Regions from separate parts of the Homo sapiens genome. Here regions 2 and 3 are each linked to region 1. The links are chromatin contacts, found by Hi-C or POLR2A ChIA-PET in ENCODE. All regions are on one chromosome and are shown on one strand. The core of a region is the stretch at or near the end of the contact, and the rest is flanking DNA. Distances in the headings are between cores, read along the strand shown. Region 1 holds the start of VASH1-AS1 (VASH1 antisense RNA 1). Region 2 holds the start of LINC02288 (long intergenic non-protein coding RNA 2288). Region 3 overlaps LINC01629 (long intergenic non-protein coding RNA 1629).

Region 1 (4,811 bases), core at 1,370-3,869:
CTCCCTTCTCTCTGAAGAGATACTCTGGGCTGCCAATGGCTTACCCAACCCCTTCTGCTCTTCAGACCACCTCTGCCTGCTAGCCAGCTTCGGGATGGAAGTCACCGCCCCATGACAGGGCTCCCAGGGGAAGAGAGCTTCTCTTCCAGAAGAGCTCACTGGATCAGAGACTGTGGAAAAATCCCATGCATCTAGAAACTTAGATCCAAGAAACTTACATCCCCTCCCTTCCCCCTCCTCGTTCCCTTTTTCCCACGGTTAGACTTTCTCCAGGCCTGGCTGCGTTCTCTGCCTGTGGTCCTTGCCCCACCCCAGCCTCTTCCTAATCCTGTGCCACACACTCAGTGGCCCTGGGAGAGGCAGAAGGGGGGCTCCCCCTTCCTTCCATGTATCCAGCGCTCCCCCTTGATTTTTAATTACCAGGGTTATGGGAGTTCTTGATTTCATTGGTTATTTGCTTTCAGGCCGTTTCTTGATGTACCTTCTGACCTGACCTTTTCCCTGCCTTCAGGACTTCTGGGCCCAGCCCTCTTGCCAGGCATGCATATGTGAGATATGCATATCATGTATGTGTCCTCTTGGGGTGAGACTTCTGCACAGCCATGCCTGCCTCTGACCAGTCCACTTTTCATGTTGGGGCTGTAGGCCTGGGGCAGGTTCAGAGTCTACCCAAGTACCTATGTATGAGCAGGCAGCAGCAGGGCATGGCCCCATCTCTCCTTTTAGCCTCTGTGTTTCATTAGGCATTCATCCTGCCAACCAGGGCAGGCCCGGCGTCTGGGCTCTGGGAACAAATGGGGCCCACATCCTGGAGTGGCAAATTTTGGGGGATGCGCTACCTGTCCCAGCTGGCCCTGTGCCTCCAACCCAGAGCTCCCCACAGACCTGGTGTAATTTCACAAGGGCCATCCCTTTCCCCAGGCTTCCCTGAGGGAGGCGGAAGTTTGAACCCTTATGTGGGGTTCATTGGGCTAGGGTAGTGGTATGAGGTTTAAAACTATTTAAGGATTAGGAGGAGAAAGAGTCTTCAGGAAACTCTTGTTTCACTGGACTCTGCAGCCTGCAGAACTGGGGCAAGGGTAGGAGTTCCAGTAGGGGAAGGAGCAGGTAGACTCTTCAGCTGCCTCAGCTGGGACTGAAGACCTAAGCTGATTCTCTTTCCTCTCCACTCCTAAGAAGCAATTTTCTGTTCCTCTCCTTCCACCACTTTTTACTTTCTGCTATCTCCCATCTCCCGCTTCCCTTCCATTTCCTTTCTAGAAAACCCTGGTATTTAGCTCAGGCCAAACTGCCTCAGCAGAAAGGTGGCCTTGGACAAAACTGGTCCAAGAATTTGAAGTGGCAGTACTTGCGGATTGGCTCTGTCCAGCAAGGCCTCAGCTGCTTGTTGCGTCTGCTTTCCCTCCCCTAACAGAAGGGTACCCTGGCTTATTCAGGGGACTCCTTAGTCCACACTGTGTCACCTGCATGCCTTAATCTTTCATTGCTGGGGTGTGGCCTTGGGAGATCCTGGGCCAGCCCCTCCACACATCTCCCTAAGTCAGAGTGGCTGCTGGCCCTGGTAGATTTGACTTGCTCTTGCCTCACTCGACCTCCAAAGTGGGACTGAAGACAGTGGTCAAGAGACTTGAGTTCGGGACAGTAAGCCAGGGGTTAAGGTTCTTTCCTTTTTTTGAAAGCCAAAGACCCAGTTTGCATTGTGCTGCTGCATTCATGGTTAGAAGCTTTCCATGCCTAGGTTCTAGGGAATTTATTTTTCTATGTGTATATATTTTCAAACTTTGTTTCCTGGGTACTGGGCATGTGCCTGTCTGAGCCCCAGGTCTGTCTACACCCCACCATTCATTCTGTCTGTCTGTTCCCTGGACACTGCCTAAAAGGGTCTCAAGACAGTGCCCTGTGGGTTCCTAGGACTAGGGCCCATCACTGTTCTCTTCTGCTGGGAAATGCAGCTTTAAAATGGCTAACCACAGCAGAGGGCAGATGCTTGATAGATTATCTTTTCCTTGCTTTCTTGTTTCTGTTTTGAAAGTGAAATGGGGTTTTAAATTGTTATTTAAACTCTTTTTCCAAATAAAGGTTTACCTTTTTTCCCCCCAATGTTGTTCATTTTATTAGGATCCTGAAGGGATTAGGTCCTTGAGAGAGGGCCTGAAGAATGAGGTGGGCAGAGGAAGAGACTAAGGAGCTTTTGATCTTGGGGTGGGGTCTCAAGACATGAATCTAGATTGAGAAATGTGTTGTAAGATCTCCCTCTATTAGCTGAGGTAAATTCCCACTGCTGTGAGGCCTGGGAGGAACAGGGCTTGAGTGAAGCCTCCTGCCTTGACACTGCTGGGGTACAGCTTTCTTCTGTCCTTCCCAAGTGAGAGAATGATTCTTTGGACTGCTTTTCATTCTTCCTCCATCTGCTCCCCCCATGCCTCCTCCTAGTATCTTCTGCACTTCAGGAGGGTCTGTGCAAAGTGGGATAAGATGTGTGTTTTCCTGATTAAAGCTATGGCAGCTGCATGAGACATGATGCGGGTGGCACATGCCTCTTGCTGAGCATCTATTTCTGATCTCTTTTGCATTCTGGAGCCAGGGCTGAGCAGTGGGCCATCTGTCGCTGGAAAAATGTCTCTTCCTTCCTAGGCCTACCTCTGTTGGTGCTTTTGTCTTCCAACCTCCCTATGTAGTAAGACCAGCCAAGCCCACATGCCCACTGGGAGCCCTGAAACCAGATCTGGTTTTCTGTCTTACCTGAACAGGTTCCCAGAACCCACACCAGGCCTCTGAATCAGTCTCTGAGAATCTGATTGATTTAAAGCCACTTGGTTGCTTCCATTGCACTACCTGGGTTGCGATCCCCTCAATTGATTTAGTAAAAAGAAAACTTAGCGGCCGGGTGCGGTGGCTCACACCTGTAATCCCAGCACTTTGGGAGGCTGAGGCGGGTGGATCACCTGAGGTCGAGAGTTCCAGACCAGCCTGACCAACATGAAGAAATCCCGTCTCTACTAAAAATACAAAATTAGCCGGGCGTGATGGCGCATGCCTGTAATCCCAGCTACTTGGAGGCTGAGGCAGGAGAATTGCTTGAACCTGGGAAGCGGAGGTTGTGGTGAGCCGAGATCATGCCATTGCACTCCAGCCTGGACAACAAGAGTGAAACTCCATCTCAAAAAAAAAAAAAGAAAAGAAAAGAAAAGAAAGAAAACTCAGCTAGGAATTAGAAACATCATTTGTCCTCTTGGCCTGTTCAGCTGGTGACTGTAGGTAAGTTACTTAACCTCTCTGTATTTCAGTTCACATTCCTTGGTGAAATAGAAATTAAAGTTAATAATCACTTCTACTTGTGAAGAATTTTCAGATCTGAAATTGCTTTGTTTGGGCTTTGGCAAGAAAAAGGTGCTAAGAATTCCAGAGAATTATTGGTAGGAGTTGGGAGTAGATCGTTACCCCAGCCAGGCTGGACAGTTGGGCCCATTGGCTAGGAAGTATTTGAAAGCCCTAAGCTTTGAGGTATATCCCCAAGAACCTCTTCCTGGCAGGGAGGGTTCCTCCTAGTTGCCTCAGTCAGTTAGCATCTCCACAGCACTTCTGTTAAGTTTGCACAGTACTTCCACGTCAGCTAGCAAAGACAGTGGCACTGTGTGGTGGCAGTTTAGGTGGTGTTCAGATTCTACCTTTACACCTGAGGAAACAGAAATCCCAGAGATAGAATTTGAGAATCTCCTTTGGTTTATTTCTTACCACCCCAAGTTTCTCACAAGCCTTTCCAGGATCAGGCAAGACAGGTTATCTTGGAAGGCAGAGGCTGGTGGTGGGGGCCTGGGGCTGGGGGAGCTCAGAGGCAGCTTTTAACTGGAGACCAAGAAGGGAAATGGCCAGTCAGGAGGCTGCTGCTTTTTTTGTTTTGTTTTTCTCTCCAGTTCCTGCCCTGTTGTAGCTACTAACTAGAGGAATGTTCTGGTTGTTTTGTTTTTCCTTTTTAAAATTGACATGTGATAGTTGTACATATTTTGGGGCTGCATATGGTATTTTGATACATGCGTACAAAGTGTAATGACCAGTCAGGATATTTAAGGACATTTATCACCTCAAGCATTTATCTTTTCCTTGTGCTGGGAACATTCCAATTCTTCTAGCTATTTTGAAATATACAATAAATTGTTAACTATAGTCTCCCTACTGTACTATCAAATACTAGAACTTAGTCCTCACCATATTTTTGTACCATCCACCTGCTCTTCATTCTCCTCCCCTGCTTTTCCCAGCTTCTGGTAACCCCATTCCGCCCTCTATTGGAGGGTTGTGTTTTGATTGGCTGCGAAATGCACAGTGTGGCTTCTCTTCTCCCAGGAGTGGGAGGGGCCACCTCTAGGGTCCACCAGGGGGAGCTGCCCTGCAGCCCTGGGCTCCCATCACTCTGGTCCATCCCCTCTCCTCTCCCTCCTGAGCAAATGTGCTAGACAAGACTGTTCCAGGTATGGGCCAGCCAGATGGCAGCATGGTGGTGAGGGTGCAGATCTGCTGGAAGCAAGAGAATGTGGACTTCATGGGTTGTGGAGGGAACTCTGCACTTCTGTCCCATCCCCAGTCAGCTCCTATGACCCTAAGGCCTGAAGCCTCAGCTCGCTGTGGAGAGAACAGAGCCTACACTTAAAATTCTTGGAGGTTTTGTGCTTCCAACAACCAAGTCCTTTCAGGCTCAGGGTTGGAAAAAGTTTGTATATCTGTGTGCACATTGTCATTTGGACGGGGCTCAGAGAGGTGACCTGCCAGCTGACCTGACGTGGCCTCTCCTCATCTTCTGCCAGGCCTCAACA
Region 2 (4,811 bases), core at 974-3,473, 250 kb before region 1:
CTCCGGGCCCTGGTATGGAGGGGCTACACCAAGGACTCCCCTCCGGTTATCATCCCTGCTATAATGGGGCGACACAGACGAGGTCAAGGCTGTTTGGAATCTTGGAGCTTGCCTCGATCTGGAAAGGCACTCAAGGGTCCAAAATGGCTTTTGTAAATCTTCTCACCAAAGCCAACAAAGAAGCAAACACTACAAAAACACTGAGAGAGAGAAGGGTAACATCTGACACATGAACATGGGCATCCATTGACTTGTGGGGTGGTGGCTGCTCTTGGCATGATTAAAAAAAAAATAGCCGGGTGTGGTGGCTCATGCCTGTAATCCCAGAAACTTTGGGAAGCTGAGGAGGGCAGATCGCCTGAGGTCAGGAGTTCGAGACCAGCCCGGCCAACATGGCAAAACCCTGTCTCTACTAAAAATACAAAAAAAGTAGCCAGGCATGATAGCACGTGCCTGTAATCCCAGCTACTCGGGAGGCTGAGGCAAGAGAATTGCTTGAACCCGGGAGGCGGAGGTTGCAGTGAGCTGAGACTGCCCCACTGCACTCCAGCCTGGGCGACAGAGGAAGACACCGCCTCAAAAAACAAAACAAAACAAAAATAAATAAATATAATACATCTGGGCTAGAGGTGGCGAACATTTAGGATAGATTCTGTATCTCTTGACCTTGATGACAGGGACATGTCAGGGTCTGCTTTGTTCATCCAGCTTAAAACTGTCACCAGAAGCCCTGGATAAAAATGCAGCCTCTGATTCACACACGGTCAGGAAACATGCCTTGTGCTCAGTACAGAAACATGTCCGTCAACCTGGGAAAGGAATCACCACCACGAAATATGCTTTTGGCTTGCCAAAGCTTAGCAGCTGTGAGAGCCAAAAACCCAGCTGCCTGGACTGTCTGGGGAAGTTGGCGGGAGGGAGGGGGGGTTGCTTTCTGAATCACCTGATTTCTGCCTCTAACTCTAGTTTAATTCCAAGTCGAAACCTATCTTGAAATGTCTCAAGAGCCTACTGCTCCTAAAAATTGTAGGTTTTAGCTAACCCTTCAGCTCTGTGCCTGCTGGCAAGGTGAAGCAGATGGCGTTTGTTGATTATTTATTTGGAAGGGGCTACTTTGGAATCAGGAAATTCCAGCGAGACAGAGTGCATCGCCTTGGCCAGAGCTGCCGTGACAATCACGAGCAGACACCCAGAGACAGTCAAGTTCAAAGAAATTGCAGCTAAGCCCCAGGAACTTGGGGCATTTTCAGTCTTTCTCGTCTCCTGGCCTCCATGTTCACCATGCACTTAGGAAGAAATGTTTCGTTCAGTTCAACATTCTGTGGTCTTCAAGTGTTTGAATACAAGGGCCCACATTCAAGGTCCCGCTTTGTCAAAAGGGCTTCACGAAGCTAACAGGCCTCTGACTTGTGTTTCATCCTGAAGCCCCTCATTATACAGACAGATCAAAACAGAAATCCCCCCTGCCTTAATGCCCAGCACATAAAGTCCTCTTTAATTAACATACACCATTTTTCAGTGAAACAGCCTCAAGGTGTTAAAAGTGCATAAAGGTCTGAAAGCTGAAGCCCAAGATAAACAGTGTGCCGAAATATATTTAGCAGAAAATATTGAAAGCCACAGGAAAAATAAGTTCCCTTCCTGGGATGTTAACGAATGTTTAGGTTCAGGAAACCTTCAGGAAGTAGCGAGCCGAGAAGGAATACTGCTCACCGTTTTTACCCCCAATGTAAATAAATCACTAAACCTCTTTGGTTTCCATAGGCCTGGGCTGGAGTGGAATATTTCATTTTTTCCCCATTAAACAGGCCACCCGGAGTGTTGGCATTACAGGCCTGAAAATATACCAAATCTGAATGTGCTATTTTGTTTCTGTACATTAAATCAGACTGTGTTTCAAACGGCAGTTCGTGCTAAATGGGGGGCTGATGATCCAGACTGTGCACCCTCACACACCTGAAATTGGCGCAGCGTAAATGATAGATCTGTTTCACCTTGGATCTCCCCGTGTCTTGTCTCCTACAGGAACACACCCTCTGTCGTTGTTGCCCAAGGTGATGTCATGTTCATTCTAAAGGCCGCGGTTCCAAGGGGACTACACCACAAGAAGATGCCTTCAGAAAGACCCAGATTTCCTGCGGTCTCAGGTAGGCGGCAGGGAGCAAGAGAACAAGGAAAGGACCCGCCACCACTCTCCCCAAGATGGATGCTGCATGATGTAAGTGGCTGGCTAAAATATCTGGCATCCTTGCAGTTTTAAGTTGCCAGCTAAATATTATTAAAAAGATAAAATACACGCAAACTGTGCAGAATGCAGGGCTGCTGTGTTTACATCCGGGTTTTGATGACTCAAAGACTTACACTTGAGCTTGCTGAAAAGCCTCTATTAAAAATACCGCTTTGTGAAAGCCCCCAGGGAGCAGGAAGAAAGCTGGGGGTGTGAAAGAGGAGAGCGGGAGGATGGTGACCCACCCAAGGACGGCGCTGACACCTGTGCTCCGGGCTGGCACTTAAGGCCAAGGAAGTGCTTAGAGGTTAACCTCCTCTCACCCTCGGAACCAGAGCGGGGAGGGTTAACCTTTTTCCAGAACATTTATTTCACCATCTCACTGACTAGAGGGAGGAGGGGCGGGAGGGGGAGAACGAGAGCCTGCCGCGCAGAGAGGCTGCGGATCACAAGGCCATTCTGATAGCCTCCTGTCCCCATGGCAACTGCAACGGCATTTATCAGTTCCTTCTGCGCACAGGCACAGCAAATCTGCATTGCACATGGCAGGCTTCCAGCATTTCAAATGAAAGAGCACTTTGAACGGCTGCCAAGTTTGGAAGGAGCAGAACTGTCAGGGCTGCTTAAAGCTGGCAGTTTATACTGGGGAGGTTTTCGCTTCCCACAATTCTCCGGGCCTGGCGAGCCGCCAAGTACTTAGCGGAAGCTAAAAAGTAACTCGCTCCCCTCCCTCCCCTCCCCTCCCCCTGCTCACGCTCCCCCTCCACACTATTCACCGCAGTGCTCTCAAAATTTTCCACATGTCCTGTGTCACCAGTGCAGACTGTACAATGAAAACCAGAACGCCGGCTGCCCACGACCAGGCTTTTATTAATAAATAACGGAGGGAGGAGGAGGAGGGGTTGGGATCAGACACTGACAGCTGGGGCACCGGGTCTCCGCGTACCTGCCAAAACCCCATAACCACTGGGTGTGAATGCGTGTGGTGTGTGTGCCTTTCAGCCTTAAAAATACATTAATAAAAATAAAAATAAAGGGAGCCTCAGAGCTGTAGACACCCTGAGTACCAGGGGAGGAGGGGTGGGTTTCGGTTGGATGGTTTGGCGCTTTATTTAGGGTGGGAATGGAGGTCTTGCAGGCAGCGTTGTTCAGATCCAGCCTTTCTAAGATCTGTAGGGAAGAGGGTTGTTATTGAGAGCTAAGCCTGTTTCTGGAGCTTTCCTTGAATCTCTCAGATGTCATGGTGAAAGCTGTGAGGCCACAGATGGGGAGGGAGTTCGGAGATGCTTTTCAATGCAAAGTTTACCAGATAACTTCTGACCGTCACGCACAGCCCAGAGCACAAGGGCTTCTATGGGCAGAAAGTGGAAATTGGCATAGTATTCACTGTACTTTTTTTTTTTTTTTAATGAAAATCTACACTGAGATCAAGGGCTTGGGCTTTATTTTCCAGCACAAATAGAATGAAAATTGTCTGCCGCTTAGGCGGTTGGATAGAGTTCAGGAAAACTATGTCTGGCATTAATTCCAAAGTGGAGGTTTTGGTTCAAACGAGGCCCATTAATTTCAGTAAACTGTTTTCACTAGTCCAGACCCTGCTGTGCAAGGACTATTTATTACCTTTTGCTAACCTGATGTCTGCAGAGTTGTAAAGCAAAGGGGGAAAAATCCAGGGTGAAGATATCTATATTTTGCATCAAATGGGTTTTGCACTTCCCTTGGGGGGCCGTGTTTTATGGGGAGTTTTCTATCCTTGGCTTTTATCAGTGCCAATTTTTTAAAAAAAAACTCCATCTTGCAATGAATTAGAAAAAAAAAAATCCTGAAGGAGAGGAGCCTGGTGAGAGCAAATACCCATCTCCTGCCTCTTTCAGAAGGGCACCTCCCAGACACAGGGATGTTTCGTGTCCCTGTCTTCAGCTCCCAGGCTGCAGGTCCACTGCAAAGCCCTGACATGATTCACCCTGACGATCGGGTCTAAAATACACCAAGACAGTCAATTTTGGCATTTGTTCTCCCTTAGGAATTTTACTAGCTGCCGTAGAAAAGCACATAAATTCCTTCCCCCTCCCTCTCTTTTTTCCGTGCCTCCTCTCTTCATCCCTCCCCCCCCACAAGTCCATCTTGATGTCATTTCAAAGAGAAGGATGAAAAGGGGGGATTTGTCAGGCAGTCCGGTTTGAGTGTGTCTTGCCAGGCCCCAACGCGCGCTCGAGGGCGCGCGCGCGCACACACACACACACACACACACACACGCACGCACCAGCTGAGAATGTTAATCAGAATTAAAAGCCAGTCAGTACTATTAAAGCATCAAACATGAAGACCTAGAGAAGAAGGAAGGTAATTGGGGGTGGGGGTAGAGGGAGTGGGAATGAAGTAGAATTCCGTCTTCTGCACTGACTTACTAAAATTAAAGGAGGGGAGAGGCAGCGGTAACCCCGATTTGGTCACCTTGTCAAATGTATTGGTCTTTCCTTTTAACTATCCCCCCACCCCACATCTCCCCACCTTCCTACCCCCTACGCCTCACCCCTTCCCAACACAGTCAAGTTTTGTGCCATTCCCAAGTGTGATTAATCTC
Region 3 (4,811 bases), core at 1,147-3,646, 180 kb before region 1:
ATATAATGCTGACTTTGATCAAGACTTGACTCAGCCATACAGCGTCCCCACAGACCTGGGTCTCTGTCGCTTCTGTCTTTTGATGTCTGAACTTTCTCTCGAGATTCCATTAGGTGTGTGTGTTCTTCCCCTTCCTCAGCTCCATGGCCTTCCCTCATGGGACAAAAAGCCTGCCACGGTCCTAGACCTCCATCCTCAAACCACAGGATCCAAGGGAAGGCAGAATGCGTCCTCTGTAGCTTGGATGGTTCTGTGGGTCTAATTGTTCATCTGACAATCACTAGGTCTATGGTCTTGGCCGTACCCATTTTCTTTATCTGTAAAACGAGGACATTAAACTAGAATGTTTTAAAGAATCTCAGGTTCTCTTGTGCTCTAGAGTTCGTGCCCTGATTGAAGGTAGTTTATAGCCATGGGAGAGGTGGCTTTAGCAGGAAATGGCATCTAGAAAAAGGGAGGGGAGGAGAGGGCCTGGAGGGCCCCACCTTGCACACTGGCAGAACATACCCAGGTGGGTGGTGTTCAGATCTGGGCATGTCTGTCTCTGGGAGCCAAAAAACTGGATTGTGGTTGGAGGCAGGCAACCGAGGCAGAAATGGGCCTGGGGGTGGAGAAAGAAGAATGGAGAGAAGTGGGAGCGTTTAATCTGGGGAAGAGAAAGACAGGGGTCGTGGAGGGAGGTGGCAGTGCTGTGGGTAAAGGCCTCCTGGACTGACTCTGCAGCGGGGTGAGGAAGGACTGGACACAGTCACTGCGGCCCCTGGGGAAGCAAAGGAACAGTGGCTAGGATTTACAGTGCTTTATTTTGGCACAAAATTAGAAATATTTCCTTAAAAGATTTAAATACATTTAAATAACACTTTGCCAAAAGGTAAAAAGATCACAGAAGAGGATATTTGGGGCCCACACTGCTCCTGAGAGCCGGCCTAGCCTTAGGCTCCTCCCCCAGCCTGCTACTCCCAGGCTCAGAACCAAATGCTTTTTGTCACTCTCCCTCCGCCACCACCACCACTGAAACAGTGCTCACCACTGTTCTCACCTACCTGGCCTTTCAGCAGCATGCCACACCATCGGCCACACCTTCTCCTGTGAGCTGGGTTTCCCCCCACCCACCCTCTCCAAGTGGTCCTCCGTGGACTGCTCCTTCTCTGGTCCTTTGCTGGGGTCATTCTCTGTCAGTCACCTCTTTTTTTTTTTTTTCTTTTGAGACAGAGTCTTGGTCTGTCGCTCAGGTTGGAGTGCAGTGTCGTGATATCAGCTCACTGCAAGCTCTGCCTCCAGGATTCAAGAGATTCTCTTGCCTCAGCCTCCTGAGTAGCTGGGATTACAGGTGCATGCCACCATGACCCGCTAATTTTTTGTATTTTAGTAGAGATGGGGTTTCTCCACGTTGGCCAGCCTGGTCTTGAACTCCTGGCCTCAAGTGATCCACCCACCTCGGCCTCCCAAAGTGTGGGGATTACAGGCGTAAGCCACCGTGCCCAGCCTCTGCCAGTCATTTCTATCCTGCGTTTCCCTGGCTCGTGTCCCAGGCCTTTCAATCATCCCATCTTCTCACTCTATACCCTGCCTCCGTGTGTACATGGTGACCAGACTAAAACCCTATCCCAGGCCCCTGTTTAGGGTCTCAGACCACCATAGCCAATGGCCTAGTGTCCCACAGACATCTGGAATTCAGCCTGTCCCAGAGGGACCTTGTTGTCTCCTCTCTCTATCTATCGCTCTTCTTCTTCCAACTCTTCCTCCTGTAGGGAACAGGGGGGACCATGGTTTGTGCAGGAAACCTGGAGTCATCCTTCCCTTCTTCCTTTCCTCTAACCTCCATATCCACAATCCTGTCTCCTAAATATATCTCTCATGTCCATTCACATCTTCCCACTGCAACAACCAAACTCTTTTTTTTTCTTTTTTTTTTTAGACGGAGTGTGGCTCTGTCGCCAGACTGGAGTGCAGTGGAACCCTCTCAGCTAACTGCAACCTCTGCCTCCTGGGTTCAAGCGATTCTCCTGCCTCAGCCTCCCTAGTAGCTGGGACTATAGGCGCGTGCCACCATGCCCAGCTAATTTTTGTAGAGACGGGGTTTCACCACGTTGGCCAGGATGGTCTCGATCTCTTGACCTCGTGATCCGCCTGCCTTGGCCTCCCAAAGTTCTGGGATTACAAGTGTGAGCCACCACACCCGGCCTGTAACAAACTCTTGACGGGTCTCTCTTTGTCCAGTCTTGCCTCCCACTTCCATTTATTATGTCTCTCTGGCTTGAGGCCCTTCCATGGCTGTGTATGGAACACCCCACACCCCTCACCCCCCAGCCACCAGCCATCTGAATGGACTTCCTCCTCAGCCAGGGCAGTCTAAAATTTAACCTGAAAGACTGGTTCAGGCCATGAAGGGAAGCCAAGCCTCATTATACCCCTAACATCAACATCAACACAAACCTTATGTCTGATAAGAAACATTTACAGTCCATTCTCTCGAAAGCCTGCTACTGGAGGCTTCAACTGCATGATAAAACCTAGGTCTCCACAACCCCTTATCATAGCTCAGAGATTCCTTTCTGCTGACAATAACTCTTTCAACCAATTGCCAATCAGTTTATGTTCAAATCTAACTATGACCTGGAAGCCCCCCACTTCGAGTTGTCCCGTCCTTCCAGATCGAACCCATGTAAATCTTTTTTTTTTTTTCTTTGAGATGGAGTTTCGCTCTTGTTGCCCAGGCTGGAGTGCAATGGCGTGATCTTGGCTCACTGCAACCTCTGCCTCCCGGGTTCAAATGATTCTCCTGCCTCAGCCTCCCGAATAGCTGAGATTACAGGCATGCACCACCACACCCAGCTAATTTTTTTGTATTTTTAGTAGAGATGGTTTCTCCATGTTGGTCAGGCTGGTCTTGAACTCCCGACCTCAGGTGATCCTCCTGCCTTGGCCTCCCAAAGTGCTGGGATTACAGGCATGAGCCACCGCGCCCGGCCAGAACCCATGTAAATCTTACATATATTGATTGATGTATTATATCTCCCTAAAATGTATAAAAGCAAGCTGTACCTTGACCACCTTGCGCACCTGTCTTCAGGACCTCCTAAGGCTGTGTCATGGGCTTGTCCTTACCCTTGGCAAAAATAAACTTTCTAAAGGGACTGGGACCTGTCTCAGATATTTGGGGCTCACAAATCTCCATCACCCTCAGGACAAAATCCAAATGGCTGAGCAGAATTTCAAAGTCCTTTTGGGTCTGGCTTCTTTCCACCTTTGGGGACCCCAGCTCCCTGCACTCCCTCCCACCCTGTGAGCTCCAGCCAGCCTCACCCAAATGGCACCACTCACAGGCTGTTCGCTTGGCCTGGAAAATCTCTTCCTTGCTCATGGCTGACTTCAAGTCATCTTTCAGACCTGGATCCAGCTTCTCTCCCTCCAGGGAACCCTCCCTGGCTCCCCAGGGCTGGCTTAGCTGTGCCTCTCTGTGGGCTTGTCAAGAACCATGTGTTCAATGGCAGAGCCTTCATCCATGTGTTTTATCACTTGATTGCATCTCTGTATCCCAGGTTTCTAGAAGCTCTGTATGAGCAAGAACCTTGCCTGTCTTGCACTGCATTCCTAGAGCCTGGAACAGAATGCATTTGATAAATATTTTTGACTATTGATGAATCGAGACTTTTGACGAATTGGGTGCAGCCCAGGACTTGGGCAATAGCCCCTGCCTTAAGAAAGGACCAGGGCTCAAGCTCTAGGGTGAGAAGCTGAAGCTGACAGAGAAGTGAGAGTGACTAGAAAGTGAAAGTAAAGCTGAGCAGGGAGGAAAGAACCCCACGGTGTGAAGTCTCTGGGGGAGGGACCAGGCCAAGAGTTCATTCAACACAGTTGAGTGAGGCTCCTGAGGAAGCCGACGGGTGCCGGGATAGGCGGGGGATGTGTGGGCGGGACAGCGAGCTTGACGAAAACGAGAGAAAATGTGTTTTGTAATTAGTCATTGCCCCCTGGGGTGAGGTTGGGAGTTTTCACCGGAGGTGGGTTGACCAGATTTGCAAAATGACAAACAGGGGCTAACCGCGGGCTGGGGCCGCAGCGGGGCTTCCGGCCCCGCAGGCAGAAGTCGAGCTTTCTAGTTTTTTCTCTGTCCCGCCCCCCTGCATTCAAGGTTCCGCCAAATAGTAGAAACTGGGAGGAGAAAGACTCTCAGGAGACTGCCCAGGGGCCAAACTGCCCTTTCTGACTCCGGCCCCTGCGCTCTGCGTGGTCTCATGGCCAGGGGAAAGGGGACAGGGTGGCCCTTGCTACTTGGAAGGGTCCATCCAAGGATTTTGACTGACTTAACGCTGTGGAGGTTCTGGGGAAAGTTGAAAACATTCTGAAGATGGGGGATCTGGATGAAAGCTACCATCCCTCTTTTCCTCCTAATGAAAATAGCAGGCTGGGTGAGGTGGCTCACGCCTGTAATCCCAGCACTTTGGGAGGCTGAAGTGGGCAGGTCACCTAAGGTCAGGAGTTTGAGACCAGCCTGGCCAACATGGTGAAACCCCGTCTCTACTAAAACTGCAAAAGTTAGCCAGGCATAGTCTCAGCTACTCAGGAAGCTGAGACAGGAGAATCACTCGAACCCAGGAGGCAGAGGTTGTAGTGAGCCGAGATCGTGCCACTGCACTTCAGCCTGGGCGACAGAGCTAGACTCTGTCTAAAAAAAAAAAAAAGAAAAGAAAAAAAAATAGCAAAGGGAATGGAGCACATTTCGGTGTGAAGGTGTGAAGCGTATGGAAAAGTGGAGGTCAGTGGTTCCCCTACAGGCACTCCTGGGGTGCTGCAACCAAATGCTAGGA

Evidence for each region. A loop is a pair of places that touch in the nucleus more often than their neighbours do. ChIA-PET counts read pairs that join two places held with the same protein, here RNA polymerase II (POLR2A). Pooled maps may share reads with other maps.
Region 2: a pooled map shows a loop between it and region 1 (2.2-fold over the local background). The contact joins the promoter of LINC02288 here to the promoter of VASH1-AS1 in region 1. A Hi-C loop is called at or near these places in 3 of 50 pooled maps. POLR2A ChIA-PET finds 5 or more read pairs at or near these places in 3 of 52 experiments (IMR-90, WTC11 and activated CD4-positive, alpha-beta T cell).
Region 3: a pooled map shows a loop between it and region 1 (2.5-fold over the local background). The contact joins the enhancer-like site here to the promoter of VASH1-AS1 in region 1. A Hi-C loop is called at or near these places in 1 of 50 pooled maps. POLR2A ChIA-PET finds 5 or more read pairs at or near these places in 3 of 52 experiments (BJ, T-cell and activated T-cell).

What each region holds. Positions count from the first base shown.
Region 1 is chr14:76,784,532-76,789,342 of GRCh38, reverse strand. VASH1-AS1 (VASH1 antisense RNA 1) reads left to right here and starts at 2,619. Exons shown (of 2, transcript NR_104184.1): 1 at 2,619-3,258. It overlaps ANGEL1 (angel homolog 1), which reads left to right. Exons shown (of 10, transcript NM_015305.4): 10 at 1-3,334. The coding sequence ends at 115. RefSeq lists an enhancer at 4,472-4,521.
Region 2 is chr14:77,038,461-77,043,271 of GRCh38, reverse strand. LINC02288 (long intergenic non-protein coding RNA 2288) reads right to left here and starts at 2,223. Exons shown (of 4, transcript NR_110554.1): 1 at 1,995-2,223. RefSeq lists enhancers at 2,521-2,610, 1-2,744, 2,020-2,751 and a silencer at 2,861-3,050.
Region 3 is chr14:76,961,121-76,965,931 of GRCh38, reverse strand. LINC01629 (long intergenic non-protein coding RNA 1629) reads right to left here. Exons shown (of 3, transcript NR_133913.1): 2 at 3,325-3,601; 3 at 130-317. Among named protein-coding and RNA genes, the nearest start is that of LINC01629, 3.9 kb to the right of the region's middle. RefSeq lists enhancers at 3,752-4,046, 3,747-4,146, 4,157-4,206, 4,257-4,466, 4,251-4,786 and 1 more. Within about 2 kb of position 2,396, at least 4 of the 41 ENCODE cell types and tissues checked have a DNase peak (open chromatin) inside an H3K27ac peak, as active enhancers do.